2 separate regions of the Homo sapiens genome follow, and region 2 is linked to region 1. Evidence: chromatin loops called from intact Hi-C (ENCODE). Cell type or tissue: natural killer cell. All regions are shown on one strand. Each heading gives the region's core, and the rest is flanking DNA. Links, peaks and the distances in the headings are about the cores only. Region 1 overlaps ZBTB20 (zinc finger and BTB domain containing 20). Region 2 overlaps ZBTB20 (zinc finger and BTB domain containing 20).

The links. Hi-C counts contacts between places; a loop is a spot of excess contacts. Peaks named below come from ENCODE experiments on the same cell type or tissue, not always from the same donor. Only the 100,000 strongest peaks of a DNase experiment are listed, where the experiment ranks them.
Region 2: a loop joins it to region 1, with 2.4 times the contacts of the local background. A loop is called at or near these places in 2 of 110 quality-filtered maps.

What each region holds. Positions count from the first base shown.
Region 1 is chr3:114,801,205-114,817,775 of GRCh38, forward strand. The region is part of intron 4 of ZBTB20 (zinc finger and BTB domain containing 20); the gene reads right to left. Among named protein-coding and RNA genes, the nearest start is that of ZBTB20-AS3, 64 kb to the right of the region's middle. RefSeq lists an enhancer at 8,687-8,866. In natural killer cell, for the core only: no CTCF peak of the experiment used is centred there; a DNase peak (open chromatin) is centred at 8,787; H3K27ac peaks cover 1,953 bases.
Region 2 is chr3:114,853,856-114,870,426 of GRCh38, forward strand. The region is part of intron 4 of ZBTB20 (zinc finger and BTB domain containing 20); the gene reads right to left. Among named protein-coding and RNA genes, the nearest start is that of ZBTB20-AS3, 11 kb to the right of the region's middle. In natural killer cell, for the core only: no CTCF peak of the experiment used is centred there; no DNase peak of the experiment used is centred there; H3K4me3 peaks cover 876 bases; H3K27ac peaks cover 930 bases.

The DNA of each region.
Region 1 (16,571 bases), core at 5,643-13,642:
GTTATAATTGGTATTTCAGATTTAATTAAAAATTAAACTTTCATAATGTTTCACCATCCAAAGCAATGCATTATCAGTCAAGCGTGGCTTTTCTTTTTTTCTTTTTTTTTTTTTTTTCTGTTAAGGAAAAAAAAAAAAAAGAAAAAACCCTCTTCCCAGAGTAGTTTTTTAATGAAAAGAAAAGGATCTAAAGAGGAGAAAAAAAGCAATTCTGAAAAACAAAATACGCCTCCATGTTAAGGACTTCATAATGATATGACTAGAAACTCAATGTTTCTGAATTTTAGCTATATTCTGATTAAAAAAAAACTCCTAAACAATTTCTACAGCCTAAAGATTACAGAAAATATTAAGTTCAGGGAATAAAGAAGAAAATCTATGGGTCTGAATACACATATTAAAGGGAAATTATGACTTCAAATGGAATTGTAAGAAATGCTAGATCTCCTACTTTCCAGTGACTGAATTGCTGGTGAGGTAGATGGTGAAGAAGGGCTAAATAAACATATTTAACAACACAAAATGGCCATTGAAATGTACTGTATTATGGGTTTAGCGTGCCCCATTTCACATCATATTGTACATCTTGTCACATGCAGCCACTGCTGTTTGAAGCAGCACAGGAAGACCAAGAGAGTCTGAACAACACTCCCTGGTTTAAGTAACTGTAAGCATGTTGCTTATTTTTTAAATATGTACTTATAATTCCAAATTAAGTAACAGTCCAGGCATTAAGAGCTCCAAGTATATAATAAATATTAGGCTTAAAATATTATACTATTTTTTGAATCATTTCTTTCTTCAAACAACACCATCTATAAATAATAGTATTTTTTAAATTAAAAAAATCACATCACACACTAGAATTAAATCATCCTTACTTTTAGCTTTGAAAAACTGATACAATGGGATTTAGAAAAATTTAGTTTTTAAAATATAAAATGAGGTAATATAATTCGCTTTCATTCACTTTACAGCGTGGCAGAATACTTTCTATATATTTATAACACTAAATGTCATATGTTTACATCCAATTTCACATTAGTGCAAGGTAATATTTTAATATTTCCCCATATGAGAGCATAATCACAAATCACCCCTTAAATTGTACTATTATTAGAAAGCATATGTAGTTCTTACTTGGGATTCCTGTTTTCTTTTTCTCTTGAAATGTATAGAGGAATATTTTGGGTAATTGGTCTATTTGATGTACATAGATTTTAAGCGTAAACATGCTCAGGTTCACAGTAAATTCACTCATGAATGAGATTAGATTTAAAAAAAATCACTGACATTGACTAACTAAACTTTTCCCCCTCCTCTCACATGCCTGAATTAGGCTAAAAATGAACCAGCGTAAAGGCAGAAATTATGGAGGCGTCACCAGGGACAACTGAATGAGAGGAGGGGAGTGCACATTATTTCCTTATAAGGCAGCAAAATATTCATAAAAGAAACTGACAAAAATAACTTGTGCTCAGAAATTATGAGATATAATATAAATATATTGAATAACAATAATCTCTGAAAAATGATTCAGAAATTTAAAACTGCCCACCTCTGGATAAATCTAATTCACCAACTGGCATTGTTCTACTCACCAACAAAATATGGTTAGCGAAACAAATTCATTCTCTAGTTTAGACGTGAAAAGGTGATAGAAACTAGGCTGAATATTTACATATAAACATATAACTAACAACTAGTAATTCAATTCATTCAGTCAGGTTTCCTTCTCCTCAATTTGCCAGATGTTGAATGAATTGAACTATCAGCTCAAAATAATTAAATCAATTATATGAATAGATGGTCAGTGTACCAATTTTCATTCCCCCCCCATGCCATTTCTCCTTCTCCTCTTTGATCTTTTTCTTCTATTTCTGCTTGTTTCTTCTCCACTTTCACTTTCTTTCTTATTCCTTTTTCCTTCTTTTTTTTTTTTCTCTTGGTGAGGGTAATGAGGCTCAAAAATAACATCTTGTATCCTGTTGAGGGAAACTTGGTCACAACTATCCTTCCAGATGACAAACTCATTCTTAAATGTCTGTTTCCCAATCCAAAGAAAACAGAGCAATTGAAAAAATAGAGACTCAACATCACTTACAACTACCAACACCAGCCCTCTTAATTCCCATGCTGTACTACTCATCACGAGGAGAACTGAAATTTATTTACATTATACCTAACCTCAAATAGGACCACAAATAAGACTAATAACAGGACCATTTTGTGGCACTCAGGCAAACGGCTGGGCAAAACAGATGGATCTTACTTTGCGCCAGGACTCAAAAAATATAGTCGCCAACTCACTGTTGGCGACTACATATCTTGGCCCAAAGATGGACCTGGAAGTAGGACCAGTTGTCTTTGATATGAATAGTGCTCCTCTTCTTATCTCCTCATGGAACAAATCAGTAACTCTGTCACTATATAGTGGGGTTATCAGGTAGAATTGCTTAAAAGACTGGTCATCAAGGATGTAAAATATTCTGAGGGAATGTCAGGTGAGATGAAGGAACAGAAAGTCAGGACAAATACCTTATTTTTGGCACTTTTGTCTATTTTCAACTTTCTGTTTTTTTTTTTTTTTTTAATTCAAATTCACTACTGTACACTGAACCCACCTTTAAAATAGATTTCAGAGTATGTGTCATCAATAAGAAAACTTGTTTCTCACATTTCAGGTTCCAAAATCTGTTAAAATTTTAAGTCACATAGATCAATCTCAGTCATTATTAAAATTGACCACCAGTGTCAGACTTCTTTAATTGGAAGAAAACTATGTAAGGCTTTATAGATTACAGTCAACATCCAATGATGCACTGAGCAACAGCTCCGTAATCAATGCAATATACAAAATCCGGAAGAATGCTTCTCTGGCAGAGACCCTTTAGCAAAAGAGTTGTACATTCTGCACTCCTTAAAGATTCTGAATGGCTTTCCAGAGAAGTAGCAAATGCATTATATTGCAGTAACCTATCTTGTAAGTCACAAGGCCACAAACAAAGCCTCTAGTCAATAAAAAAACAAAACAAAACAAAACCTGAAGGGGGGTGAGAACTACAGATCTTACCATTGACTACGAACAAAGGGCTGCTTCTGACCACATTCTACTTTCTAAAATCCTCACACAGAAGGAGTTTTAGATATCACCAGGTCACAGAACTTCAAGGAAAGAACAACAAAGCATTCCAGCTTAGGAGGTCTATGTTAATTCAGGCACTTCTCTTATTGCTCTTCCAACTATTCAGTACTGACTGTATCTTGCTCAGATTGCTTTTGAGAGTTCACTCATCTCTCTATAATTTATTTATTCAGACATTGTGCAGATTTGATTTTTAAGAGACAGCCCTGTTTGTGGTCAGCATAGAAGGCTAATTATAATACTTTAATTATTTATTTTAGTATTTTTTTCTTTCCACTATTTAAAAACTTTTTATTATAAAATATTTCAAATATATGAGAGAGGGCAGAATACAGAAAAATGAACTCTCCAGTACCCATCACCCATAGTCAATTGTTTTTCCAATTATACTTTCACCTACTTTTTCTTCCACCAGAGCATCTGAAAGACAATCCCAGATAGCTTATTATTTTATGCATGAATACTTTACTATGTGTTACTGAAAGATGACAATCATAACTAATATCATTCCACATCAAAAATAATAGTAATTCTTTAATGTCATTAAATATCCTGTCCATGTTAAATGATTGACTTTTAAATGGTCTTTTCTTTTTATAACTGGTTAGTTTGAATCAGGATCTAAATAAGATGTACACATTATATTCAAACGATAATTATCCTTTAATCTATAAATTCTCCATTTGCTTTTTAAAATTTTAACTTTGTATTTTGGAACAATTTTAGAATTATGGAAAAGTTGCAATGATAGTACAGAGAGTACCCATATTTCCTTCACTAGTTTTTCCTAATGTTACTATCTTACATAACCATGGTAAATTTGACAAAATTAAGAAATTAATATTGACACAATACTATTAACTAAACTACAGACTTTATTCAGATGTCACCAATTTTTCCATTAATATGTTTTTTCTGTTCCAAAAATCCAATCCAGGATACCATACTGCATTTTAATTGCCATGTCTCCTCAGTCTCTTCTGATCTGTGATAACTTCTTGGTCATTCCATGTTTTTCATGACTGATAATTGTGAAGACTAGTGGTCAGATATTTTGTGAAACCTTTTACAACTTTGATTTGTCCAATCCCGTAACTAGATTCGGATTATAGGTTTTAGAGAAGAATACAAAAGAGGTGATGTGCCCTTCTTATAACATCAAAGGTATATGATATCTCGGGGTATGTTAACCTTGGTCGCTTGCTTAGGAGAATGTCTGCCAGGTTTCTCTATACTTAGTTTTAATAAACATAACAGTTTATTGAGATATAACTTATATAACATACAATCCACTCTTGTTATGTGTATAACTCAATGACATTAAGTAAATTTAGAGTTGTATAACCATCACCTCAATTCATTTTTAGAATATTTTTGTCACCCTACAAAGATCCTTCATACCCTTAGGGAGTCAATCCCTAGACCCAGACAACAAATATTTTCTCTCTCTATAAATTTGCCCTTTTTGGATATTTTTATTAATGCAATCAAATAATATGTGATCTCTTTCATGTAGCTTTTTCACTTATCATAATTCATTTTTAAGATTCTTTTATGTTGTGGCATGTAGCAGTAGTCTATTCCCTTTTACTGATGAATACTATTCCACTGCATGGATATAACACCACATTTTATTTATCCATGCATCAGCCAATGGACATCTGAATTGTTTCCAGTTTTTTACTGTTACGAATAATGCTGCCATGAACATTCACATAAAATACGTCTCTGTGTGGACATATTTTTTTTCCTCTTAGATACCTCAAAGTGGTATTGCTGGATCATAAGGGTAAGTTTATTTTAACTTTTAAGAAACTTCCAAACCACTTTCCAAAGTGACTATACTCTTACATCTCCCCTGGTAATATAGGAGGCTTCTAATTTGTCTTTATCTTCCAACACTTGTTACTATCTGTCTTTATTACAGCCATTCTAGCGGGTGTGAAGTAGTCTTTTACGGTTTTAATTTACTTTTCCCTGGAAATAATAATGTTGACCATGTTTTCAAGTGCTTATTAGGCATGACTTCATCTTCTTTGGTGAATAACTTCGGTGAATTGTCAAATATTTTGCCCAGTTTTTAGCTGGGTTGCTTGTCTTTTTATTATTGAAGAATTCTTTATATATTATGCGTAAAAATTCTTATCAGATTATGATTTGCAAATCGCAATCTTGCAAATATTTTCGCCTGTCTTTGGTTTGTCATTTCATTTCTTTAATGGGTCTTTTGAAGTGCAAAAGTTTTAAATTTTGTTGACATCCTAATTACCAAGGATTTTATTGAATCAAGCTTTTGGTGTGATAGCTAAGAACTTTTTCTAACCCAAAGTCATGAAGATTTTCTCCTGTTTTCTTCTAGAAATTTTATAATTTTAGCTCTCACATTTAGGCCCATGATTAAATTTTTGTGCAGGATATGAAATAAGAACTAAAATATGTTTTTTACAGTCCTAGGTTCGTGAATATTCATTTATATCGCATATAATCCTAGCATCAATTACAGAGCACTGCTTATTGAAAAGACTATCCCTTCCCATGACAAATTGCCTTGGCACCTTTGTCAAATTTAATTGATCAAAAATATGATGAATTTTCTGAACTTTCAATTCCATTCCATTGATCTGTATGCCAATATCATACTCTATAAAGTAAGTTTTAAAACCAGAAATTGTACGTTATCTAATTTTGTTTTCCTTTTTCAAAAGTATTTTCACTATTTTGGATCTTTTGCATATTCGTGTAAATTTTAGGATTAGCTTGTCAATTTCTGTAAAAACGCCTTTATTCTTTTTGACAGGATTGTGAATTGAACTGTTTTCTTAATTTCATTGTTTGTTGCTAGTATACAGAAATATAATTGATTTCTGTACAATATCTCTTCTTATATTCAGTTAACTTGTTGAATTCCTTTATTAGTTCGTGTGTGTGGTGGGGGAGGTGTATGTACATTGCTTAGAATTTTCTATGTACAAGATTATATTGCCGGCAAATAAATAGTTTTACTTTTTAATTTCCAATCTGTATGCCACTGATTGTTTCTTTCTGCTGGTCTGTCTAACCCTTCTCTTTCCCTTCCCCTCCCCCTCCCCTGCAGCTGCTGCTGCTTCTTTTTTTTTTCCTCTAATTTGCTTCTCTCTCTCTTTCTTACATGTATTTATCATTCTGCACTGGATTGAATCTCCTGTACAATGTTGAACAGAAGACATAAGAACTGACAACCTTGCCTCTTTTCCGATCCTAGGAGTGTATCGGTCAGGTTTTCATCATTACATACATTATAAGTTCTTCATAGATGCCCTTTGTCAGGTTACAGAAGTTCTCTTCTATTCCTTTTGTTGAAAGATTATATCACAAATGGATACTGGATTTTCTCAAATGTTTCTGTACATCTATTGAAATGGTCATGTGTTTTCTCTTTTATTCTATTAATATGCTATATTGCATTAATTAATTATTGGATGTTAAGTGAAACTCACATTCCTGGGATAAATCCTCTGTGGTCAGCACTGTATAATGCTTTTCTACTTTGCCACATTTGGTTTGTGAATATTTTGTTGAGTTTTGGTGTCTATATTCATGAGGGAATCTGGTCTGCAGTTTTCTTTCATTGTGATGTCTTTGTCTGGCTTTGCTCTCAGTGTAATATTGTACAAATAATTGAAAGATGACCTTTCTTGCTCTATTTCTAGAAAAGTTTGTGAAATACTGGTATTGGATAGAATTCACCAGTGGAGTCATCTACATCTAGGATTTTCTCCTAACTATAAATTGTATAAATTGTATGTCTTTTTATTACGAGTCTGTTCATATTTTCTATTTCCTCTTGAGTCAGTTTTGGTAATTTGCGCATTTCTAAGATAGTCCATTTTATCCAGCTAATTGCTAACAATTGTCCAGTTGCTAACAATTGTCTAATTGTTAAGCAATGACAATTGAGGTCAACCAATGATCAGTCACAGGTTGTATTTCTAACTATCAAGCAATGAAAAGGATTATGAGGTTATAATATTTGTTCATAGTATAGTATGAGATCAGGAATGAGAGAGAAGGTATCACCACCAACCCCATAGAAATGAGAATGATTATGAGGTTATACTATTTGTTTATAATATAGTATTAACTATAACTATACCTCATAATCCTTTTCATTTCTGTGGGGTTGGTGGTGATACCTTCTCTCTGATTCCTCATTTTGGTAATCTGTCATCTTCTCTCCTTTTTCCTTGATCAGTCTAGCAAAAGAAAAACTAAGTTTTGGTTGATCTTTTCAAAAAACTAAGTTTTGGTTTCATTAATTTTCTCTATTATTTTCATTATCTATTTCATTGATTTCTGTTCTTATCTTTGTTATATCCTTCCTTCTGTTCAAACAGAATTTAGTTTTATGTTTATATCATGTCTATACTTACCTAAATAATGACGTGATGAGGTCCTTTTGTTTAGGTGAATTTTAGATACATTTTTATCATTTCATTTCCACTTAAAGGATTTCCTTCAGTATTTCTGGTAAGGCAGGTCTACTAGCAACAAATTGTCTCAGTCTTTGTTTATTTGGGATATCTTTATTTTATATTTATTTTTGAAGAACAATTTTGCTAAATATAAAATTCCTAAATGACATTTTCCCTTTTTTTCCTTCAGCACACTGAATACGTCATCCCTCTACCTCCTGGCTTTGTTTCTAATGAGAAGTAAGCTGTTAATCGTAGTGTTGTTTTCCTGTATGTAACAGTCTTTTTTTTCTTGTTACTGTCAAAATTTTCTCTTTTTCATTCAAAAGTTTGACTATAATGTGTCTATGTACAGATTTTTTTTGTGTTTATCCAACATGGAGTTTTTGTGCTTCTCAAATGTGTAGATTAATGTTATTCATCACATTTGGGAAGTTTTTGGCTATTATTTCTTCAAATATTTTTGAGCCCTTTCTTTCTTTCCTCCTCTTCTCTACCATTACACATATGTTAGTATGCTTGATGGTCTCTCACAGGTCTCCGAAGCTCTGCTCATTTTTTCATTGTTCTTTTCTCTTCAAATTAGACCATTTCTATTAATTGATCTTCAATCTCATTGTGTCTTTATTCTGCCATCTTAAATATTCTGTTGAGATTCTCTTGCAATTTTTTAATTTCCATTATAATATTTTTTAACTCCAGAATTTTTGTTCCTTTTAAAATAACACTTATGTTTATATTGATACTCTCTATTTAAAGGGTAATTATAGTAATACTTTAATTATTTAACATGATTTCCTATTATTTTGAACATATTTATAATAGTGCTTTCAACTCTTTGTTTGCTAAGTTTAACATCTGCTATCTCCACTTCAACCCAAATATAATTTCTTTTTTTTTCTTCAGACACTTTCTTTTAACCACTTCTTAAATTGGGTATGAGTCACACTCCTGTTTATTACATGTCTCATTTTTTTCTTGAAAATTGACATTTTATATAGCATATTACAGCAACTCTGGCTTCTGACTTTTCCCTGTTGAGGGTTGTTGCTGTTATTGCTGTGTTTGTTTATTTAGGACTTGCCTAACATAACTCTGTGCAGCCTCTCTTCCCCATGCTGTGCCGCTGCTGATGTTTCTGCTCAGTTTGTGTAATTTCCATTTTCGTTTTTGAGCTGGGACTTTCCCCTGTGTTAACACAGTTTAGTGGTCAGCCAACGATCAGTCACAGGTTGTACTTAAACACCTAGGGCCACTATGCTAACGCCTCTAATTGATATATACGTGTGTGTGGGTTGTAGAATGCACTCAAAGTTCAGGCAGTTTACAAGTGTTTTTTTGATTTTTACTTTCCATTTGTTCTCTCTTATCTTCTCTCTGTGTGTCCAAAGCCTTAGGTCTTCCCCAGAGTATGTGTGCAGCCTTTCAGACCTCTAGGAATATGTGGTAGCTTACCAAAGTTCACTATGATAGTATCCTTTTCCAATTCTCCCTGCTAAATTTCTGGCCAATCTGCCAGTTCTTTTCTACTCTGAATTGTAACTTCAGGCTACATATGATGTTTATTCTCCCTGCTTGTTTGCCCCTGAGATTGTCACTGTTTTGACCACACCTAAGGGCATGGGGTTTTTCTATGTTCTGCTCCATCAAATTATCGAATCACCCCCTTTCAGCAGTGAAGTTGTGGGTTTTCATGACTTGTCCTGCCCTGGCAGAACTACTGATACAATGGAACTGTGGGGACGGATAATAGGAGGAAGCACTCCCGGCTAAAACACTGTGGGCTCCTAACTGTGCTAGTTGTCCCAACATAACTTTTAATTTGGCCACTTTCACTCCCAAAAGTATCCAGCTTCTGTGATATGATTTATGACCTTTTAATCTATAGTGGGCATAAACGACTTATGCCATATGCCATTTCTTCAGCGAATGACCACTGCCTAATTCTTTTCTTAGTAATGCAGGAATCAGGGGCCTAGCTGCAGGTATCCATGCATGTGGGGTGGCGGGGGGGAAGTCTAACTGCCATTGAATGAACGTTTTCATAATGGTTACATGTGTATAGAAAATCTTCAACTGCCCCTCCTACTACATCTCTAGAAAGTTTAAAGGTTTGGGGGGGATTAAGAATTTCTAGGGAAGTGTATGGGATATAGGGATAAGGTTACCAAAATTCTCCCATGGGAGATAAATAGTTTTGCCTCACTCTATAGAGTTTGGAGAAACCACTCAGCGAGAAGGACTAGAATTACTTTGGTTAATAATGAGTTGCTATGAACTTTGGAGCTGGACTAACCTATTCTAAGCAATTGTAAAGAATATGTCATTTAGACTTAATCTTATACAAAACAATAATAGCTCAGAGATCTAAGCAGGTCCAAATACTTACTTGGATCAGGTTAGTATTTGCCAGCTTATTTTCTCACAGATTCCTGGGCTCACTCAGGTTATACTTCCTTGGGAACACACAAAGGGAATAAGCTCCTTTTGGAACTCAAATAACTTGTAAATCAGAAAGTTCCCATATGGATATAGAGAATAATATTTACTATATAATAATTTTTCCTTTACATGATGATCCACAATAAAGTTCCCTTGAGAATACACTTCCCTAGAGCATTTAAATTATGAACGGATTTACAAAATAACTCCTATCACATGAAAAGAGATAAACATATAGTATCTGCTTCTAGGAATTATCTAAACTCATTTTCCTTCAGAGACTTAAATAGATGAAAAAAATCAGCAAACTTTGTTTAGGAAAAATTCAGAATGTATAAAGCATTAATTGTGAATATCTTACTGATATCTTTGGATCAACATAATACTTCACTTTTACAACATGTTGAGGAAATCAAAGTATTCACCAAACTTCATCTCATTAAAGTGTCATAACCTTTAATCTAGGAACCCGTAATAGTAAAGATTACTGTTTCTGTCTGGAAAACAAGAAATCTAATCCATGAAACAAAATCCTGAAACATCACATACATTGCTTAAAGATGTAAGTCTGAGGATGGAGAATGTGATGGAACTCCGTCACCTTGTTGTATAAGTGTGTCCGGAATTGGTGGGTTCTTGGTCTCACTGACTTCAAGAATGAAGCCGCGGACCCTCCCGGTGAGTGTTACAGTTCTTAAAGGCGGCGTCTCCGCAGTTTGTTCCTTCTGATGTTCGGATGTGTTCGGAGTTTCTGCCTTCTGGTGGGTTTGTGGTCTCGCTGGCTCAGGAGTGAAGCTGCAGACCTTTGCGGTGAGTGTTACAGCTCATAAAGGCAGTGTGGACCCAAAGAGTGAGCAGTAGCAAGATTTATTGCAAAGAGTGAAAGAACAAAGCTTCCACAGTGTGGAAGTGGACCCCAGCCGGTTGCCACTGCTGGCTCCGGCAGCCTGCTTTCATTCTCTTATCTGGCGCCACCCACATCCTGCTGATTGGTAGAGCTGAGTGGTCTGTTTTGACAGGGTGCTGATTGGTGCGTTTACAATCCCTGAGCTAGACACAAAGGTTCTCCACATCCCCACCAGATTAGCTGGATACAGAGTGTCCACACAAAGGTTCTCCAAGTCCCCACCAGAGTAGCTAGATACAGAGTGTCGACTGGTGCATTCACAAACCCTGAGCTAGACACAGGGTGCTGATTGGTGTGTTTACAAACCTTGAGCTAGATACAGAGTGCCGATTGGTGTATTTACAATCCCTGAGCTAGACATAGTTTCTCCAAGTCCCCACCAGAGTAGCCAGATATAGAGTGTCGATTGGTGTACTTACAATCCCTTAGCTAGACATAAAGGCTCTCCACGTCCCCACCAGACTTAGGAGCCCAGCTGGCTTCACCCAGTGGATCCCGCACCCGGGCTGCAGGTGGAGCTGCCTGCCAGTCCGTCGCCGTGGGCCCGCACTCCTCAGCCCTTGGGTGGTCGATGGGACTGGGCGCCGTGGAGCAGAGGGCGGTGCTCCTAGGGGAGGCTCGGGCCGCACAGGAGCCCACGTAGGTCGGGGGAGGCTCAGGCATGGCGGGCTGCAGGTCCCGAGCCCTGCCCCGCGGGAAGGCAGCTAAGGCCCGGCGAGAAATTGAGCACAGCAGCTGCTGGCCCAGGTGCTAAGCCCCTCACTGCCCGGGGCCGGTGGGGCAGGCCGGCCGCTCCGAGTGCGGGGTCCGTCTAGCCCACGCCCACCCGGGACTCGCGCTTGCCCGCAAGCACCGCGCGCAGCCCCGGTTCCCGCCCGCACCTCTCCCTCCACACCTCCTCGCAAGCTGAGGGAGCCGGCTCCGGCCTTGGCCAGCCCAGAAAGGGGCTCTCACAGTGCAGCGGCGGGCCGAAGGGCTCCTAAAGTGCCGCCAAAGTGGGAGCCCAGGCAGAGGAGGCGCCCAGAGCAGCCAGGACTGTGAGGACTGCCAGCACGCTGTCACCTCTTATAAGGTTATCAATAGGGCAATATCCAGGCTACAATGAAAAAGAAACTTGAAGTCTCGAACACCTATTGTGTATACATTAGAGTGGATTCAAAATAAATATTTAAACAGATTTCTGTTCCTGTGGAATGGTATTTTTCCAGCAAACCTCTCCAGCGATTGTTTTTATTAGGCTTTGCAATTTCTATAAAAGGATATCAACCCTGTCCCAACTTCATTACTATTTCTGCTATTAATTAACAATAAAAAAAATAGGCTAGGCATGGTGGCTCACATCTGTAATCCTAGCATTTTGCAAGGCTGAGATGGGTAGATCACTTGAGTCCAGGAGTTTGAGACCAGCCTGGGCAACACAGAAAAATCCTGTCTGTACAGAAAATGCAAAAATTAGCTGCGCATGGTGGCGCATACCTGTAGTCCCAGCTACTTGGGAGGCTGAGGCAGGAGGATAGCTTGAGCCTGGGAGGCGGAGGTTGCAGTGAGTCAAGATGGCACCACTGCACTCCAGCCTGGGTGACAGAGTGAAACCCCATCTCAAATAATAACAATAACAAAAAATAGTTGTATTTCAAGTAATATAATCTAGATAATCTAATATAATATAATCTAGATAATCTAGAATTCACTGTCATTCAATGAATTATATCTGTGTGAAGTGTTCTCTATTTGGTCCAAATCTTTTAAAAATGGGAATACTAAAGTTCACAGTAATAAGATGTTGTCAGTCTACATTGAGGACTACAAAGAAGCATTTCTATAAAATATCCTTTGTTGCTAATGAAAGTTAATATTTATCTTGATATTTACATTATAATACAGTGATCCCTATACATACTGAAGAGCATCCTAGAAAATTGATTTTTCTTAGTATAAGCATTGTATTTCTTTAAAATATATAATCAGAGCCCAATCTGTAAATGTAGGTAAGATCCTTTATAGGATGCTTTTTAAATGTAGGTCAAATTCTTGCCTCCTTCTCATGTTTTTCCACTGTTTACCCATTTTATTTTTTATTTACTTAATTTATATTATATATTTCACTTACTGTCATTTATATTTATATAAATATATTTATACATAAATATATTTATATTGTACATGTATGTATCATTTAAGCTATCTCAATTTCTTTTTGTAACAAAGAGATATCTATCTGTCTCTACTGTATATTTGTCTATCTACCCTTCCATGTAACAATTCATCTAAATTTACTATATGATACCCCAACATTTCAGATGCAATCTGAAAATAGCAACCTTAGATCCTCTATAAACTCATCTATGTTTTTGTGGTGACTTTAGTTTTCTTCTACCTTCGAAGCTATTCAAATCAGAATAGCCTCAAATCTGCCTTAAACTTGTCTGAGACAAAGTAACATATTTGTATCATCAGAGCTCAGTATTAACTTAAAGCTTAACTAACCACCTCTTTGCTAAGTCACCTGAAGATGATTCTTGCCTTTCTGTGCACGAATAAAATAATTTGGGACCTATGGAACAACACCAACCATTTTCAAATAACTAATAAGGCATATAACATAGAGCAGACACAACTGATTATATAGTTTGTACCCTGTCCAAGGCACCTAGTCCAGGAGTGTGTTTCACTCAATAACCCACGTTCCCTAGCCCAAGCTGCATCTGCTTGAGCAAAGGGTTTCTTTTAATAATTTGCACAAAGGTGTCCGAACAGGCAGCTTTTTTCTAAGTTGTATTGAAACTCCATATGAGATAAGAAAGGCCCTCTATAACATGTTTCTATAGTACTTCTAACAGAATATAATTAATTGTATTAATATTAGCTGGCTCTCTAGCTGTTACATGTAACATAAATATTCAGGTAACTTCCTAGTAATGACTAACCTCATGAGCTTAGGTCTCCATGACTTGCACTAAAGAATGCTTTAAAAATAGAATGTTAACAAGTTCGGAGACATGGATTATTTGTACAATAAAATACTTTTCTTTTAAATTTAGCTTCTGGCTCCCATTCCTTCAGGCAGATTTTATATATTAGTAGTTAAGTCTTAATGAATTATCTACAGGTAGGCTATACATAACACATTTTTACATTAACTTTTCGTGACTATGACATGAATACATGCCCATTGCAAAAACAAAATAAAACAGTACACTGAAAATATAGAAAATATGAGGAAAGATTACGAGCATCAATAGTCTGATGACACAGAGACAATAAACCACTACTGGACCTTCAGGATTTCATTCCAACGTGACACATTTTAATCCCAATTTGGCTTACCCATTTTCCCCTGCACACAACGAGTAGCCTCCTATTTTTACTATTTGGTATTGTGCTTAAGCAACGGAAATATTTCAAGTATTTCTATAGCAATTGTTTTCTATAAAATTAATTTAGTAATTGATCAAGTACTATCATATTTAATAGCCCTGCAATTGATCATTATTCATGATACTACTCATTGTTATTGCTTATTACTTCATGAATTTGGTTTTATTCAATCATGTCATATGGAGATTTTATACACACACACAAAACACGCACACGCACACACGACCGGCTACTACATAAATATTAAACCATTTCTCCGAAATAATATGGAGGTTAGAAGTAGCTTCTAGATGAACAAAATGAAATGGCAAATTTGATGCTTAAAAGTCAAAAATTTCATATCAATGCCAAAGATACATTATTTTAGATAACACTCTTTTTCTTTATTTTTATTTTTACTATCTTTGCTACAACACTACAACATTAATATGAAGAACTGAGAGTCAGCTACGCCTATAAAGGTAAAGTGCCATAAAAGCCCCAATGCATCTCTCTCAAGAGTCTAATCTTATTCTATCTGAGGAGCTATCCTCTTTCTGTGAACTCTGTCATGTAGAATTACATCATCTCCCATGGCTCAGATTATCTCCAATTTATAAAATGCTTTAACAAAAACTGTTACAAAGTGGGCTCTGTTATATATTCATATAACTTCCTCTTCACTTTGGTTAATACGGAAATACACAATACATCAATATGTTTCATTAAAACGATTGTTTTGATATAGTAATAAGCTGGGCAAATAGAGGAAGTATGCTGGGTGCAATTTATTTACATTTTAATAAGACCTCAAACAAATGATACCACACAGGAAGCTCAGAATTAGGTTAAGGAGAAATGGTGGCTAAAAAATGCCTTGAAGTTTGGAAGCTGTAAGTATTATCTAATCAATAGTATTACTTTTGAATTAAGATAGAATAACCATTCCACAGGGACAGGTATTGTGGTCTGTGACAAACATTATTCAATGCAGACATTAAAAATTTAGGGGAGATAGAAATTTTCAAAATTTGATAAAATTTTAAGACTAAACCTTAGAATATATGCCAAATGCTAAAGTTTAAAATGAATGGGCCTATGAAATAAAAATCTCATGAAAGCCCAAAGTATGGGAGTTTTCTTCCTTAATATACCAAAGCTTACTGCTAAAATCCCCATTTAATAGAGATGATAACTTCGCCATTCACATTTTGGGTTTCTCCTACTATGCATGTTAACTCTTTGTGAATAGTTCTAAAAATCAAGACAAGTATGTACTTTAATCAAATAGGAGATTCAGAAAGCAATGATTTCAGTCTACAATTATAGTAGCCTGCACTATTCCTATTTCCAAACTCTGAGCAGGTTCACCTTTGTTTGAGACAAATTATCACTGATAATATCTTACAGATTAATGTGCATGACATTTGTCTATCCAGTGTAGTTTCCAAGACAATAAAAAAAATTGCAGAAGTAAATATATTATTTAAGCTGCAAGTGAAGAAACAATTATAAAAGTACAATAATGATAGGAAAAGCATGAAGAGGACAGGGTGAGGTAAATATACAAAAGGAATCTTGTAAGAACTGACACATTTGCTAAAAGAACAAGAATATGACTCCGTGTGTGTGTGTATAAATCTCTCTCTATATTAAGTCTATATGAAATATATTTATACAACTTATACACACACACACACACACACACACACACACACACACACATAATAAATTGGGCGTGGTGGCTTACGCCTGTAATCCCAGCACTTTGGGAGGCTGAGGTGGGTGGATCACCTGAGGTCAGGAGTTTAAGACCAGCCTGACCAACATGGAGAAACCCCGTCTCTACTAAAAATACAAAATTAGCCAGGCATGGTGGCACATGCCTGTAATCCGAGCTACTCAGGAAGCTGAGGCAGGAGAATCACTTGAACCTGGGAGGCGGAGGTTGCGGTGAGCTGAGATCACACTATTGCACTATAGCCTGGGCAAAAAGAGAGAAACTCTGTCTCAAAAATAAATAAATAAATAAATAAATAAATAAATAAATAAATAAATATCTCTCTATATATACACACATGCAGAGGCATACATATATGCCTCTATAAAAATAAATATTTCATTAGGAGTTTTGCAATTTCCTTATTTGTATCTATCCATGAACTAGAAAGTAAGTTCCTTGAAAGTATGACTTATGTTTTCTGTGTTGTAATTCATAATAACTAGCATGATACTGAGCAGAAAATTGGTTCTCAATAAATATTTGTGT
Region 2 (16,571 bases), core at 4,965-12,964, 52 kb after region 1:
TTAATCTTTAAAATTAGCTTCTGCAATGCTTCATTGTTTTCTATAATAGAAGAGTAATAGGAAAATGAGGCATTTGTTGTAAGTAAATTTTCTAGTTACCTGTTTAAGCAGTTTTCTTTTAAACTTTAAGATGAAAATCTTTACAATGAGTTCCTATTTTCTGAAACAAATAAGTGACTTGATATGGTAGAAATGTACTGGAGTGAGTAGTTCCAGATTCTTAAGTTCTTTCTGTTACTTATTATTAATAAAGTTTTGACACATCATTTAGCCCACCCAAGCCTCAGTTCTCCCATCTGTAAAACAGGAATAGCAATACTTCCTTTCTTGCAATATAAGTTTTCTGTGAGTGGAAAATGACATAATATGTGTCAAAATACTTTGTATACTAACAACTAGAAAATGATAAGAGCCTTAATAATAAAAGATAATCCAAATAAAATATTACACTACTATCAAAGATAATAGAGGCTAACAGGGAAGTTATATAAATACTTTCATGATTCTTTTGTGTGTTTTTTCCTAGTTGTTTAGCCAAGGTACTCACTTCTATTTCAGTTCTCATTGCCATCAGTGAGTCTGCCTCTAGAAAAAACACTTTCTGTTTTCCCGCCTCCTCTTCTCCAGTACATTTGTATAGTTTTTGTCTTTGTTTCTTTGGTATGTTTTCTGTGGCTTTAAATTGGCTGCAAAAGATTGCATAGGGTAATGAAAAGAGAAAGCAGCTTTGGAGTCAGACAGACCTGGTTTGAATCCTGACTGTGTTTTTGTGCTCATCACTTAACGTCCCTGAATCTGTTTCCTTATCCATAAAATGAATTTAATCACTGATACCCTGCAGGGCTATCTAATATGTGAAGTTCTTGGATTTCATCAAATCTCATTTGCCTTCTTAAAAGTATATTTTGCTTATTTCTGTGTTTTTAATTGAAGCTTTATGACATTTGACAATGGATACATTGCTGCACTCTGATCAGTAATTATTTTATTCAATGAATCATTTCACTTTTTTTCTAAATGTCACCAAAGACTCTAGCTTCCTTAAAATCTACTTTTTGTTAATTTCCTTGACTAATCTTATAGTTCCAATAGTTTCTCTGCTTCAATCAGCTTTCTTTTGTCTAAACTTCTTCTGTTTTCTCTTGTAAAATAATTTATCCTAATCTTAAATCTTTACGACAGAGACCATATCTTCTTTGGCCATAATGCATCGAATATTCTGTAAAAACCACATCACTATCAATCAATAATTATGTGTGTGTTATAAGTATGTAAATGTTATAGATCTCATAGAACTTATCCACTCTGCCTTAGCTTATTCCTAGAAGATCACAGATTACTATTATATAGCATTTGTATAACTCTTTATCATTTGTGAACCTTTCGTAATTATTTAATGGAGGTCTTCAAACTACTAGTATAGATTGATTTTGTTATTTCTATTGTTGGGAAGGGAAAACAAAGACAGAATGATGAAAACTTGTCAGATATATCCCATGTTACCAGGAAAAACAGGATTAGCACACAGTCTCTTATTCTCTGATCTGCTGATAGTCTGTTGAGCTAGTGTTTTCCTAGCATGAAAGGAAGAAACATCTATTCATTTCCAATTATTATTTTCTGGAAAAGGTATTATGGAGATGGTTCTCTTTATGTTCAAAATAAATAAAATGTCCGAGTGATTCCTGGAACTTGGGAGAAAGGGGAAGGTAAACCAAAAACTAGGGCCAGAGAGCAAGAAGGAGGTAAAGGAGATAAAATTCGTGGTGGGTGAATCCTCATCCGTCATTACATGACAGAAGTATTTAAAAAGGAAAGCTACTACCTCTCCTCATCTGAGGCTTCCTCCAGAACCCTGTAGGAGAGGAAGATACACTGCTGAGTCTTCATTTGGGGAGCAGCAGGAGAAGGCAGTGCCTCCTTAGCCAAATGAACCTTTCCTGACAGCTGTGGGGATATGTGTTTGTGCCACCAGGCCCCTTAGAAAATTATCCCTAAAATAACTAATGTTTAGTCAGTCAAAACAACAACAACAACAGAAAAATAGCAGCTTCAAAGCGAAAGTTATGTGGCGAGAGTAAATAACCCAAACTTAACGTGACCTTCCTAGCATTATTTTAGGGAGGCGTTAGGGTATAGAGAGTGAAAAACACCCTGAGGTGGGATTTACAAGTCTTAATTTCAGTTTCAGCAGTTTCACTTTCTGGCTGTGTGGTATTAGACAAGTGGCTTAACCTCTCTGGACCTCTCTGATCCTTCAGATTTAAAATGAGGGGGTTGATTACTAAGTGACGTCTAAGAGCCCTTCTAGAGATAAAAAATTCCCCAATCTATGATAATAATAATTAACATTTGATGGTCCTTTACCACCTACAAATGATTTCCACATACATTATCTAATTTGATCTTCATGCCAGTTCTGAGGTAGTATTATTATGATTATGCCCATTTTTGGAAGAGAGATTCAGAAACCACAAAATGGCAGAGTTGGCATTGAACAGATGTTCCCAAGAGGCAAATACCCCTTCAGTAAAAGAAGCAGCTGATGCTAACAAGGATAAATAAGAGCAGACAATTCAGCCTGTGAGCTCTTGTTTAGGGGTACAACAGAATTTCTGGAAGCTGCATTGGGGTAATGATAATCCACCATGTGGAATGTTATCTGATGATGTATTTATCAAAAAAAACTAATAAAAAGAAAATTAAAAAAAGATACAATAATTGTTACTGCACTACACCCTAATGAATTATTGTGTTCAAGGTTCTTACAAAAAAAAAGTAATATTATACTCGGCTTATGTTTTAATTGATTTATTAATATTTTATCACAGGAATGTAATTTAAGCTCCTCATGATTTAGATCTCATAAACCTTTAGCATTTTGCAAATTCAAATTCCAATTTAAAGCCAGGGCGAGCAATTAACTTTTCTATCATCTTGTCAGGGGAGAAGGTTCGTGTTTAATTTGAGACAAAGTGACAGAAATATATATACACTGTATGTATTACTCCAATTTAATTTATGAGTCAGCACCATCCACCTTCAAAATGTAGATTTAATAGAAGAGGAGGAAGAAAAGGCCGTGCTGTCATGATAGGGCTGTAATATCTGCCCTGAATTTCTTACATATTAAAAAAAAGTCACTGGTTTGTTGAGATACCAAGCTAGATTGATTGCAGGCCTATTTCCAGTTCTTTTGTTTCACATTCCACTTCCTGATTCTTTTCTCATACAGCACATAATCTCATGGATATCACAGGGAGTTCTTACCCCCACTTCTACCTCTACTCCTACCCCATCCTCCATTTTCATGCATAGCTGCTTCTACAGGTTTATCCTAAATCTTGACAAGTGAGATAAATGGTAAATATTGCTTTGAGATCACGTCTTCATCACCTTTCTCATCTTTCCAAAGCCACCTTCTAAGTGCTCTCTACCTAAAACAAACAAACATTAAAACTCCTCGCAATTTTATATTTTAATGTGCAGGGTGTATCTGGCACGGTAAAACACTGGCACTTTCCCGTGATCCTTTACAAAATATTTAAGGACAGGATATGAATAAATAAGCTAAAACCACAGAAGGTAGTCAGGTGAACTGTAGGGAAGTACTTCCCCTTGGTGGTTATTAAGCACTGGAACAGGGCTGCGGAGAGAGGTTAAGGAATTCTTACTAGCGCCGTTATCCTATAATTCACCAAAGGCACACAATGCTCTATGCTGATGAGATGAGTTACATGACATCTCCTCCCTGGTTCAATCAAAGGAAAGCAATTTACATCTCAAACCAGTTCTCTCATCAGTGGGACATAAAAACTGCAGAACAGAGATGCAGCAAATGTGCTTATTTATACAGAATCAACTCAGTTGCCACTGTTCTTTATTATTTTCCTTCTCTCCCACCTCCCCTGTATGGTGGCCATTTTGAATAGGATGCTTAAAATTCTAAAAGTGAGAAAAAGAACCAAGAACAATTCAGTAACAAAATTAACTAAAGATAACTTGTGCTTCTGACAATCAGTGTCCCTTGTGGTGCTAGGCCAATCCCTTTGTTCCACTTAAAAATAAAATCGGATTCCTCTTGCTGGCCACAGGAAAAGAATTAGAAGACGATTAATGGAAAATTCTGGAAGGTAGCCTTGTAAATGTTTATTCACTTTTCAGGCATACAATGTTGTGCTACATAAGTGAATACAGTGCATTTGTCAAAGAAAGGCCATGTTGAATTAGTGTGAGGTCTTCATTCATAAAACAAGCTTATTTTTACTAATAATCTCTATTAATCTCAGCTTAATTATATTAGGCATTTTTCACTTGCATACAACAGTAAAAATGGCCAAAACTGCATTTACTGCACCTGCTTAAACGCAGTTATATCCCTAAAAACGATTGCAGGGAACAAGCTCCCACAGACATGGCTTTTAGGCAGAATATGGGATTATGGCAGAGGGGTTTAAATACAGGAGGTAAAAATGGTAATCATATTCATCAACTACACAAAGAAGTAAAAACAAGAAGCTCTAGATAATTCTTTTTAGTGGACTCACTAAAATAACAATAACAGCTTGATGAAGAGAACATGATTGTCGAAAGCTTGTCCATTTTACATTTTCTCTTTACATAGTGCAATAAAAAGGAAGCACCTGCAGTTTCTACTTGTGCGTGTATTCGTGTGTGTGTGTGTGTGTGTGTGTGTGATGTTGAAAGAAATCATGGACATCATATTTGCTTTAGGAGCTACTAGTCTAATCTTAAGTGCACATTCCCTACCATAAAGTTGTATTTGAGCTCCGTGCAGTGCAGAAACATTCTTCAGCTTAGAAAGTGCAGTCTTTGCTTCACACCCTTTTCCTTCATTCAGACACATCAGCATCTTATCACTTTGGACATTAAAGTAAAAGAGACTTCTTTGTCATGAATATTTTTAGACAAATTACACCAAAATATCTTGTATTTTCCATTTTTTAGTGGAATCTACTTTACTGACATATACCAGCCCACCATAACATCACTGTTGTGATGTCCTACTACTTATCTAAAAAAAGTACTATTAACTACATATTGCAGGTATTTGAAGTATATAAGAAAACCATAAACTGAATTACATTGTATGGCTGGTATGATCTCACATGAAGTTTGAGCTATCATTATTAAAAACAGAAATTGCATTTAGTTAATGCATCTGACAGTAAGCCAGTCAACTTTCAAGGTTGTATGATGAGAAAAAAAATATTTTTTAAAAAAACAGAAAATGCCTGAAAAATTTCACAAGAGCATTTCACATGACAAGAGAATTCTTCCTCTCCCTTCTGCTGCCTGCCTGCCCACCTTTCTTCCTTCCTTCCTTCGTTCCTTCCTTTCCTCCTTCCTTCCTTCTTTCCTTCCTTTCTTCTTTCTTTTCCTCCTTCCTTCCATTCTTCCTTCCTTCCTTTCTTCCTTCCTTCTTTCCTTCCTTCCTTCTTGCCTTCCTTCCTTTCTTCTTTCCTTTTTCCTCTCTCCCTCTCTTCTCCTTCCTTTCTTCCTTCCTTCCTTCCTTCTTCCTTTTCTTTTCTCGTGCTTCTCTCCCTTAGTTTCTCTCTTCTTTCCTTCCTTCCTTCAATTTGGTGGAGGAGGTGCAAAAATTTGAGTAAGAAAATAATATTTTTGTTTCAGAATCCACATGCTTTTACTATTCATCATGCTAACTTAGGGGGAAATTTAGATAACTTCTTATGGCGTTTTTTTTTTTTTTTTTTGAGTTTATAGATATCTTTCAGGGGTCAAGCTATTTCCAAACATTCTTATAATGGCCTCCAATATTCCACACTGCAATATATAGCATGCTCTAAGCAAAGGCAGTCTTTTATAAAAGACTGCAATAGCTAGTGAAGAAATACTTTTTTTTGATTACTTTTATAAAGGCACAGAGCAAACGACAGTACAGTATGTACATAAATAAAGCAAAGGTTCAAACTGCACTTTTACAACTACAATGTCACTAATAGACCTCATCCCCTCTCTGCTATTCTATATATATAGGTTGAAATCTGAGGCTTAAAACAATGTTTGAACAACAAAACAGAATAAATGACTAACCCAATCTTTCAGGTTCCAAAAACAGTACTGGAGAGTTTTCTATTTTTATAGGTGTTTGTCACTATGGACATTCAATATCTATAATTCTGAAATTACAGCCGGGCGCGGTGGCTCACACCTGTAATCCTAGCACTTTGGGAGGCCAAGATGGGTGGATCACGACGTCAGGAGATCAAGACCATCCTGGCCAACAGGGTGAAACCCCATCTCTACTAAAATACAAAAAATTAGCCGGGCTTGTTGGCGTGTGACTGTAGTCCCAGCTACTCGGGAGGCTGAGGCAGGGGAATCGCTTGAAACCGGGAGGTGGAGGTTGCAGTGAGCCGAGATCGTGCCACTGCACTCCAGCCTGACAACAGAGCAAGACTCCGTCTCAAAAAAAAAAAAAATTCTGAAATTACAACAAAATTAGGATCTGAATATGTGTTTTACAAAATGATTTGCTATAGGCCTTCATGGGGGAGATGGCAATCCCTAGTATATCAAACACTGTGGCTTAATTTTTTTTAATCTTCACAAAACTCTTCAAGAATGGTTGTCATAATGTAAGAAGTGTCAGCATTACCAGAACAATCAGAGATTTCCATAGGCAGAATAACATTAGAGATTACGTCATTACAACAGATAGCCCTCATACTCAATGCATCTTACATGGTCAGTTAAACCAAAGGGTAGGAGGCACTATAGGATAATTGTGAGAAGAGTTGCTTTCTAAGTGGAAGAAAGGTGAAAATAAAGCACCTGCAGTGCTGTGCTTTCACTTTACTTCCTGCCCTCACAGTCATCCTGGAGATCTTACTGGTGTGCTTTAACTGTCTTGTGGCATTCTCTTTCAAAAGCATCTTCAGGGACTAAAGTTCAGGTTTTATCAGAATAGACATAGTCCTGTGCTACTTGACAGAAGGCATTTTACTCTTTTTTATGGTTTCACTAAAATCAAGAGTATCACAAAAACATCTTAAGATCTGAAACTGGGAATCGCCTCATAAGCATGTCTTCCAACCCTACAGGTTGTATAAGGCAAGTATGTGTAGATTGAATGGAACCCTCTATGTCTGGCTTTTCAGTATTGTAAAGACTTTCAAAGCTCATTAAGTACTTCTTTGCTGATACACACCAAGCTAAGTCCCACCTCAGGGCCTTTAGACCTTTTGTTACCCATGACTGGAATGCTCTTCCTCTAGGGTTTAGCATGCTTCTCTCTTTATTCTGGTTTCTCCTCAAATGTCACCTCTTCAGGAGACTTACACTGACCATCACATCTGAAATAGCTTGCCAACTTTACTCTACCTATCTCACTTTATTATTTTTCATAGTATTTATTTTTTTCCGGAAATTATGTACTGCTTATTATCTGTCTCCCCTAATAAAATTTAACTTCTTTGAACCAAATACTTTGTCTTATTCCTTAGTTTATTGCTAGTGTCCAGTACTGTGCCTAATATATGGTAGGTGCTCACTATATATTTGTCAAATAAATAATACTTAAAATTTAAAAATTTATTCTCCTTTAAGTTGTACAGTTTAAGCCTCACCTTATTTTCTGCTGATAAGAGAAGGTATCACCTACAATGACCCTTCACATTCTAGACAATTAACAAAGTCTATGTGGAAGAATAACTATTCCAGGAAGAATGTGTTCAGACCTGGTTTGAAATCACAGCCTGTTGCTGTGGGGCATTTATTACCCACCATTTAGCTAGATTACTGAATAGATGGAGTTAACCAAAATGCTGACAAGACACACACCACACACACACACACACACACAAACACACACACACACACACCCCCCAAAAACGAAACCTCAGCCCTCCAAAACTCTCCTTACTCTTGTAATTGGAGTGCATTGCCACTTTGCTCCAAGCCAAAGAACAGATAAGAAAGAGAAGCAAAAATCAGAAGAACTTTGGAAGCCATTTCACTAGAGCTGCCACCTGTCACTTACGTAAGAAGATGCAATCATCCATCTGTCCAAACTGGTGAATCATAAGGTCTTAAATACTATTTACTTTCCCCAAAATAGTGAATCCCTTGCAATTTTATATCACATAATAACAAAGGGACATGATTCTTATTTGTTTTTCCTTTAGATACACATAGAACATTTTCTTTAATGTGGCATACAACTTTAAAAATATAAACACCAATTCACTGAGGTATTTTTTTGGTAGAAAAAAGTGTCTATCATAATTTTAGTAGCAATAATAGTTCTGTACATTTCTTTTAGCAATTACAACCTCAGATTTCTAAGCACTGTGCAAACATTAATTTACTAAGTTCTGCTGTGTTCTCTTTGTGAATTAGAATATTATCATATCTTCATTATTTTTAGGTGAGAGTCACATGGCTATGACTTGCCAGGGCCACACGGTAAATAATTTTTTTTAAAGTGGTAAGATGCCTCTGTTTTGAAAGTGGATGCCCAGGGAAGATTAATAAAATAGGATAAGAACATACCTAAAATGGCATCTGTTTTTTTTTTTTTAACCTAGTGCTTCCATTCAAATTTTGTTTTGGGATATGAAGTCACCTGATAGCTCAGTTCAAAACTCGAATAAACATCCTTGAAAATAGTAGGGTTATTCTTTAAAAATAGTAGTTATCAATTATTGAGTGTGCACCTTGTGCCAGGCACAGTTCTAAGAGATCTAGTTCTAGGAGGGAAAGTGTACGAGTCCATGTGAACAAGGACTTGGTGTCTTATTCACTATTGTATGCTCCGAGCCTATAACATACCTGGATGGTAGTGAGGGTTCAGTTGGTATTTGTTGCAATAAGTGTATAAATAAGGGAAGCTTTCTTGGTTCCAGAAAACTAAACTGTCTGAATTTTGAAACACAACCTGTTTGTAAGTTGGGGGCATCATATTAAACATTTTCTTTTGGAAGCAGAGGAGAAGGGAAGAGATTTTATTTGACCCAATATATAACCAAATCTAGGATAATAGTGATCCTCTTTACAATAAAGTTCATTTATTCAACAATTATTTATTGAATACATACTATGTGCCAGGTATTGGAAGAGGTTCTAGGAATAAAGACAAGGTCCTTATTTCAGAACTTAAATTACTGTTTATGGGCATAAGAGGAAAATATCTTCATATACAATGCAATTATGAGGCAAGATTTTTCTATGAACCAGTGACTTCTGTTTGTTTTTACCATGTTACCCTCCTAATTTACTAAGGCTTCAATTACTTGGTTTTCTTCTGAGTAGCCAGGAGGACATTATAGCAAAAAGTAAGTATACTGATTAATTACAACATATATCCATAAAGTGGAGGGGATATCTGAAAATCACCTAGAGAATCTGACCAATATCTAAGAAATTAATTTAGGTCAAATGATTAGTTCTGAAATGTCTGAGTTATCTATATTAGTTATTCATATTGCCAGTTCTTAACTTGTTCTATACAAACACAATCTGAAGCTTCATCTGGGCTTCTTCAAATTGGAACCTAGTTACAACTCTTAATGGATAAGTTCAAGAATAATGCCACTACAATAAAAAAGAAATAAAGAAGGGCACAAAGTATTAGAAGATAAATTATCTAGAGATTAATAAAGTCTTTGGTAAGAGTTTGCAACTCTATCACATATGGGCTAATTGGAAATCACTGCTTCCAGGGCTAATGACCTCATTTGAGGTTACCCTGTGGGACAATAACATGGCCTACCTCTGTCCACTAAACAAATTCTGTCAAAACATAACTTACCAAAGTATAGCTTGTTGAGGGGTATACATATCTGAATTTATTTTACTCTGATAATCTGCCCGAGAGGTTCTGTTACTTGAAGGCAATATCACTTCCTTTGGGTTCACTTGTAGGACACAAAATGCAGCTTTTACAAGTATTTCTGCTTGTAAACTAATTCTTCAGCTATAGTATATAAACTTCACTCTATAAGAAAACCAAAGAGGCCAAGGGACATTAAGTTTGGTGTTTAATTGCTATCAGCAATTAAAAATTGCTAGCAGCCCACTTAACATTTTCTTCTTCCTCTAAAAATGAAACTGAAACGTATCTTTTAGCTGAGAGTTCTGTAATGCTGAGAAAACATCCTAAATACATCTTGGCAAAGGAAGAAAAGAAAAAAATGTGATATTGATGTATTTGCTTTCCTAGTATATTGAAATCAAGAACTAGATACAGGTGACAGATCTGCTTCCACCTGCTGGCTCAGTGAATTTGTAAAACTGAAATCTGTTATCTAAAAATCACTAGTACATTCAGAATTACTTAGCATTCCCTTTCTGTTTGTACATGTTCATGACAATGATAAAACAGCCCCAGGAATTCTGCTACCAATCTTCATATATATGTCCATTGACATTGTCTCCATCAAATTCAATCCAATAAAATTAAATGGAGTTAAATAAAGCAGTCTGCTTGAACCTCAGTATCTCTCATTTCTTATTGTATTGTACCTCTTATCATTTCTTATTTATTTAGCCAAGGTTAAAAAAAATGGTTTCCAGATTCAATTATAATTTCCCTCCTGGTCTCCTATTTCTTAAGTATTTTTTCCTTTTTATTTTCATATAATTACAAGGATTTTTTTTTTTGGCAATTGACATGAACAACATTATTCAAAGGAAAAAATACTTAAAGTAGCTACTATCTTATAGCAAAGAGGACATTTCCATCTATGTTTACCATAAAAATTTTCACTGGATTCCAACATTTTCATATAATACTATCTACAAATATTGCCTGCTTTGAGAAGACTCCAAATTTTAGGAGGTAGATGGGCGATAGGTAATGCATGGAGGAAGTTGGTAAAGAAGACAAATTTCTAACTATGACTTCCGGAGTTAAATTTTAAAAGAAATTGAGAAGTATACAAAAGTGTTAAGACTGAAATATATGCAATTGGCTTACAATTTCTCCAACCACTTGAGGCAAGAGGGTAACTCCAACTTTTGCCCCTTCATTGCCACACTTCTTCAATCTGCATATGGATTTTATGTTTCCCCTTTACGGCTGCCCTTAATATTAATTTTAACCTCAAATAAAATTTTTTTGGAAGGAAGAGTAATATACACATTATAATTTTCTCTGGAGTTTTCCTCCCATAAGCAACAGCCAGATGACAACCAACTTCTCATTAGTCTCTTGAAAAACGAATCAGAAATTTTCTTATGTCCTTCACACAGGATTGCCATCTATTATAAATAGTGCTGAAAGACCCCACACACAGCAAACTGAAGCATGTGGCATTTAATACATCACACAGAAGGATCAAGAATTGAGTCAACACTTCTAGGGCTTCTACCCCTCAACTATGCATTTCCATGGTACCCATTTCCATGGTTTTTAGACTTTTAAACAAACACATTTGTCTAAAAACAAATACATATGTAGGAAACATTTCTCCAGGGCTCTCGCCTTTTCAGCTGCTTTTGGTTGACAGATGAGAACCCACATACAGTATTCTGAAATTCTGCGTCTTCTTGTCTTAAGTACTAGAGAAAGAAATATTTGGTCCTAGGTGGCAGATCTTACTTATATCACTTCTATTAAACGGGCAAGATAGAGTCACAAAAAGAGGACTTATGATTTTCACCTTATAATGGATTCCTTCTTGGCTTCCTTCCACCTCCTATACATGGATTTGAACTTCATTTTGAAGACACTTACAATTATTCTGAATGAAAACTATCATTTTCATTCTCCCTCTCAAAAAAGTTTCTGAAGAAATTTGTTGCAAAGCCATGCTATCTGTAACATTACGAATATGTTAGCATATTTTTAGTGCTTCACTAGATTTCATAAATCTTACTTACCCATATCAATAACAACCAGTATAATTTGAAGGAAAAAGGAGAAATCTTGTGTCTTAAATTATATCATTTAAAATTCATGGATGAAGGTAGTATCCCTAGAAATGATCTGATTCTATGTGACTCCGGGAAAGATACTATTTCATTTCTGTTTTAGAGATTAAGAAACTAAAGTACAGATAAGTTAACTAACTTGCCTAAAGCCTTCTGGTGAATGAGATAGCCAAGATTTGAACCGTGGAGTCCAACGCCAGAGGCTTAACCATTACATTATTCTACTTCTGTGTTAAGATTAATAGAGAGGAATTAAATGCATAATTTTGGAGGCAAACAGCTTAAGTTCAAATCCCAATTTCACCAGTTACTAGCTACATGACCTTGGGCAAAGATCTTAACCACTATGAAACTTTATTTCCTCATGTATTTAAATAATAGCTGTTCTTCACTGAGTACTAAGCTATGTTCCAGTTATCGATGCTAAGTGTTTTACATGCATTATTCCATTTAATTATCATAATAACTCAACCAAGTATGTAGTGTTATCATCCCAGATTTAGAGATGAAGAAACTAAGGTTGAGTAATTTGCCTATTGTTATACAGTAAGGGGCGAAGACAGAATTCTAGTAAGGGCAATCTCACTCTAGACACCTTACTCTTAGTCATTAAATTTGGTGATAATAACCAATAGTGTCTACTTCATGGGGTTTGGGGTTGTGTTTTGGTCAGGATTAAATTAGGTAATGGAGGTGTAATGGCTAATTTTATAGGTCAACTTGACTGAGCCACAGGGTGCTCAGACATTTGGTCAAACATTATTTGGTGTACTTCAGTGAGAATGTTTCTGGATGAGATTAACATTTGAATCAGTAACTGAGTAAAGCAGATTGGCCTCCCTCATCTCCAAACAGTTGGAGGCTGGAACAGAACAAAAAGGCTGACTCTCTCACAGGTAATAGGGAATTTCTCCTGCTTGACAGCCTTTGAGCTGGAACATTCCTTTTTTTTTCCTGTCTTCAGACTCAAACTGGAAACATCAGCTCTCTGCAGGTCTCTGGCCTAAGGAAGTTCAGACTAGGACTATACCATTAGCTTTCCCAGGTCTCAAGCCTTTGGACTAATACGTTGGACTAACGCAATTGGCTCTCTGGGGTCTCTAGCTTTCTGACTATAGATCTTGGGACTTGTGAGCTTCCACAGTCATGTGAGTCAATTCCTTATAAAACATCTCTTCTATACAGGTATACATTTTATTAGTTCCAATTCTCTGGAAACATAGTACATAGTTTCTGACACCCAGAAATAGTTAATGAATGTTTCTTAAACTGCTTTCCCAAGAAAAGCCAACAGAAAAGGAATTATAGGATGAAAAAGCCCCCTTCAGTAAGAGCAAAGATAGGTCCAGATGAGGAGGATAATGTTCTGTGGGCACTCGGCTCTTAAGAGAGGAGCAGGGGTAGGGGCAAATTTTAAAACACGATCTGCAGCTAGGTCAGATGATAAGCTTGTTTATGAAATAAGAGATGGCAGGAAAACCAGGTTGATCCAGATATCAAGAAGAAAAGCCACTTTCATCTTCCACTACCCTAACTGGAAGGGAATCTTGGTTCCTTACCATGATAGCAAGCTGACTAGAAATATAGATGTGATCTTTCCCTTTGAAAAGTAACAGGTTACAGGGAAAGTGAAGGAATTTATAGAAAAGGTCAAGTTTGTTTAGTGCCTTACTGTGTACTACTTCAACCAATTCAGCTCTATCACCCAGGTTGGAGTGCACTGGCACAATCTCGTCTCATTGCAACCTCCACCTCCCAGATTCCAGCGATTCTCATGACTCAGCCTCCTGAGTAGCCAGGGTTACAGACGCACCCCACCACGCCCGGCTAACTTGGTATTTTCAGTAGAGATGGGATCTCACCATGTTGGCCAGGCTGGTCTCAAACTCCTGGCCTCAAGTGATCCACCTGCCTCCACCTCTCAAAGTGCTGAGATTACAGGAGTGAGCCACCGCACCTGCCCCAATCCAACTCTTACATACATACTTTGTTTCCAGCTATAAACCATAGGGGCATAAAAAGACTTCTCTATGGAACAGGTTAGGTCCCTGAAGTTTTCAGGTCTAAACATGCTGGAGATGGCAATTAAAGCTTTCTAATATATGCGAGTTACATTAATATCTTTGAAATACCCATTCAATTACCCCAGCTCAACACCTGTTAGACACCCTCTCTGTCAAATCTCTTCTGAATAACTTTGTTTAGTTAGATTTGGGGCCAGTATCGTAACTTCACGTAGTCTGTACAGGAAGAAAATAAGTAAGCTTTACTCTGGATCTCAGGGAACATGTGTTTCTCCCATCATCTAAGCTAAAAAACAAGGAAGCTGCAACAGCTGGGACAAGAAGGAAAAGCCAATTTGATTTTTAAAGAAAATAGAAAATAAAAGCAATTTGTCCAATTCCAATGTGTGGTATCTATGCTGATTTTTCTCAAGGAAAAGTGCTTATCATTGCCAAAATCCCCAAAGTAACCACAGCTGACAAACTTCTCAGCATCAGAGCACTTGGCAACTGACAATAAGACCTGCTCCTTCCCCAAGCGGATAAAAAGCCAGGAACTCCCCAAACAAAACCAACAGCTTTTCTGTACTCTTAGTCTGCCTTCATGTCTTTTGAGCACAGTATATTGTCCTGTGTAACTGGAGGTTCATGTAGCACACTGATTTTACCCAAAGCATCAAAACTAATATAATTAATTTATATAATCTTCTAGTTACACTGACTATAGAACTTACCTTCACTACCTACCCAAATGTCTGCTGCTGATATATACATATGATTGCACAAATTCTAAAGAGTACTCTCAATAAACAGAAATGTAAGTCTGCTAAAAATGCTTAAATATACAAAGAAATGCAAATATAAGCTCTCTACCATACATAGGATCTTTGTTTATACCAGTTGCACATGATCAATGGAAAAGGACATTCAAAACACTTTTGAATAAACAAATTATTATCTTGCATTAGCTTGTATCAATAGAATCCTTCCAAGTATTTTTTGTTCATAATAAAAATGTGTATAGGTTGGTTTGATTATTTTTTACTCTTATCATGGCAACTCAATATAACAATACTGTGCAGGTGGAAGAGGGAAGAGGGGAAAGGAGAGAAGCTGCAAATAACCAATTTAATTACCCTAACAGTCATTTTTTTTTGCAGGAAAAAGGTTCCATATGATAAGAATGTTTGTTCTGATCAAATATCTTTGCTCCATAAAGACCTTATGAATCTTCCTTCAATGTGAAGCTAAGCTATTTCTGAGGAGCTACTGGAACCTCCTCATTTTTTCTAGAGGTATCCATGTTCTAAAAATCTCAAATGATCTCAACTTAGGAGGTTACTGAAGCTACATAAATGTCAAAAGAAATGATAGATTTACACTTCTCCAATTTCTGCATTTGTTATGTAGCATAAATTCATGACAGAAAAAAAATGATCCTCAAAACTCCTTAGAAGCTCGCTCAAAATCTTGTTTTAAGTCTACTCAAACCAAACCAAGTTCTGCTAATGTAAACCCTTAAGATTTGTGGTAGTTTTTCATTCCCAATATTAAAATAGTCTTTTATTAATTCTCCATCACATCATATTTTCCCTTGACTACTAAATCAGGTCCACATTTGTTGCTTCTATGTTTTTGACATCATGGAAGAATCTGGAGCAGTGGTACATTTTGCTCTTCAGAGATATTTTATTGGTTTAAAATGTTTGATTACTAAGGGGTTTAATCTAGTAATACTAGATTAAGTACTGTCTACCATAGGAAAAAATTCATCAGACTTAAGGTGTTTCCTCTTAAGTGGAAGTAGAAAGCCAAATTTCAAAGCCTACCGTGTTAATAACAAATGCTTCCTTTTATATTTTCATCAAAAAACAAGCCTATTTCCTTATCTAAGTTCTGTGCAAGTCTTTCTGATTTTCTCACAATAAACTATATGTGTGAAATCCCATCAGTGTTATCACCAATATTTATTCCTGATGGCCACAGCTTTTCTAATCTTTGTGTAGCCATATGCTTAATGTTACATAACCCACTTGGAATTCCTTTCTTACAAACAAATAGCAAAAATGTAAGTTTATGAAGTATGCATTCCTTTTTTAATGCCAAAAATAAAAACAAAGGAAAATTTCTAAATTGGACATGTGATAATACATAAAATCTATCTGATAAAAAGTGTGTAATTACTGTCACAAAATCTTCACACAATCCTTGAAATCTCAGCAGTAGGGTGGCACCAAGTTCCCACACATCAATTAAAGCATGTACATATACGTCATTGGCAATAGGTCAGTCTCACAGAGAATAATCTCATGATGCCAAAGCTATCCTACCTGAACTTTAATTCCTGAATAACAATGTTGGCTAATAGTGTTTTACTGGATATTGTCTTACTTGCTAACATTTCTTATGGGGATCTTGATTAATTGGCTACCTAATCCCCAAAGATTATTCCAGAAAATAATAATGTCTGAAAAGTAGAGGTCTTTTCTTTCACCTATGCACAAATTTGTCATAGTTAATATGAAATTACTTTGTTCATCTGACCCCTATCAAGTAAAAACACATGAATTAAGATCAGCATGTAGGTGAAATGCACAAGAAATTAGGGCCATCTTGAGAGGACTGTCATCTAGTATGAATCACATACTGGTT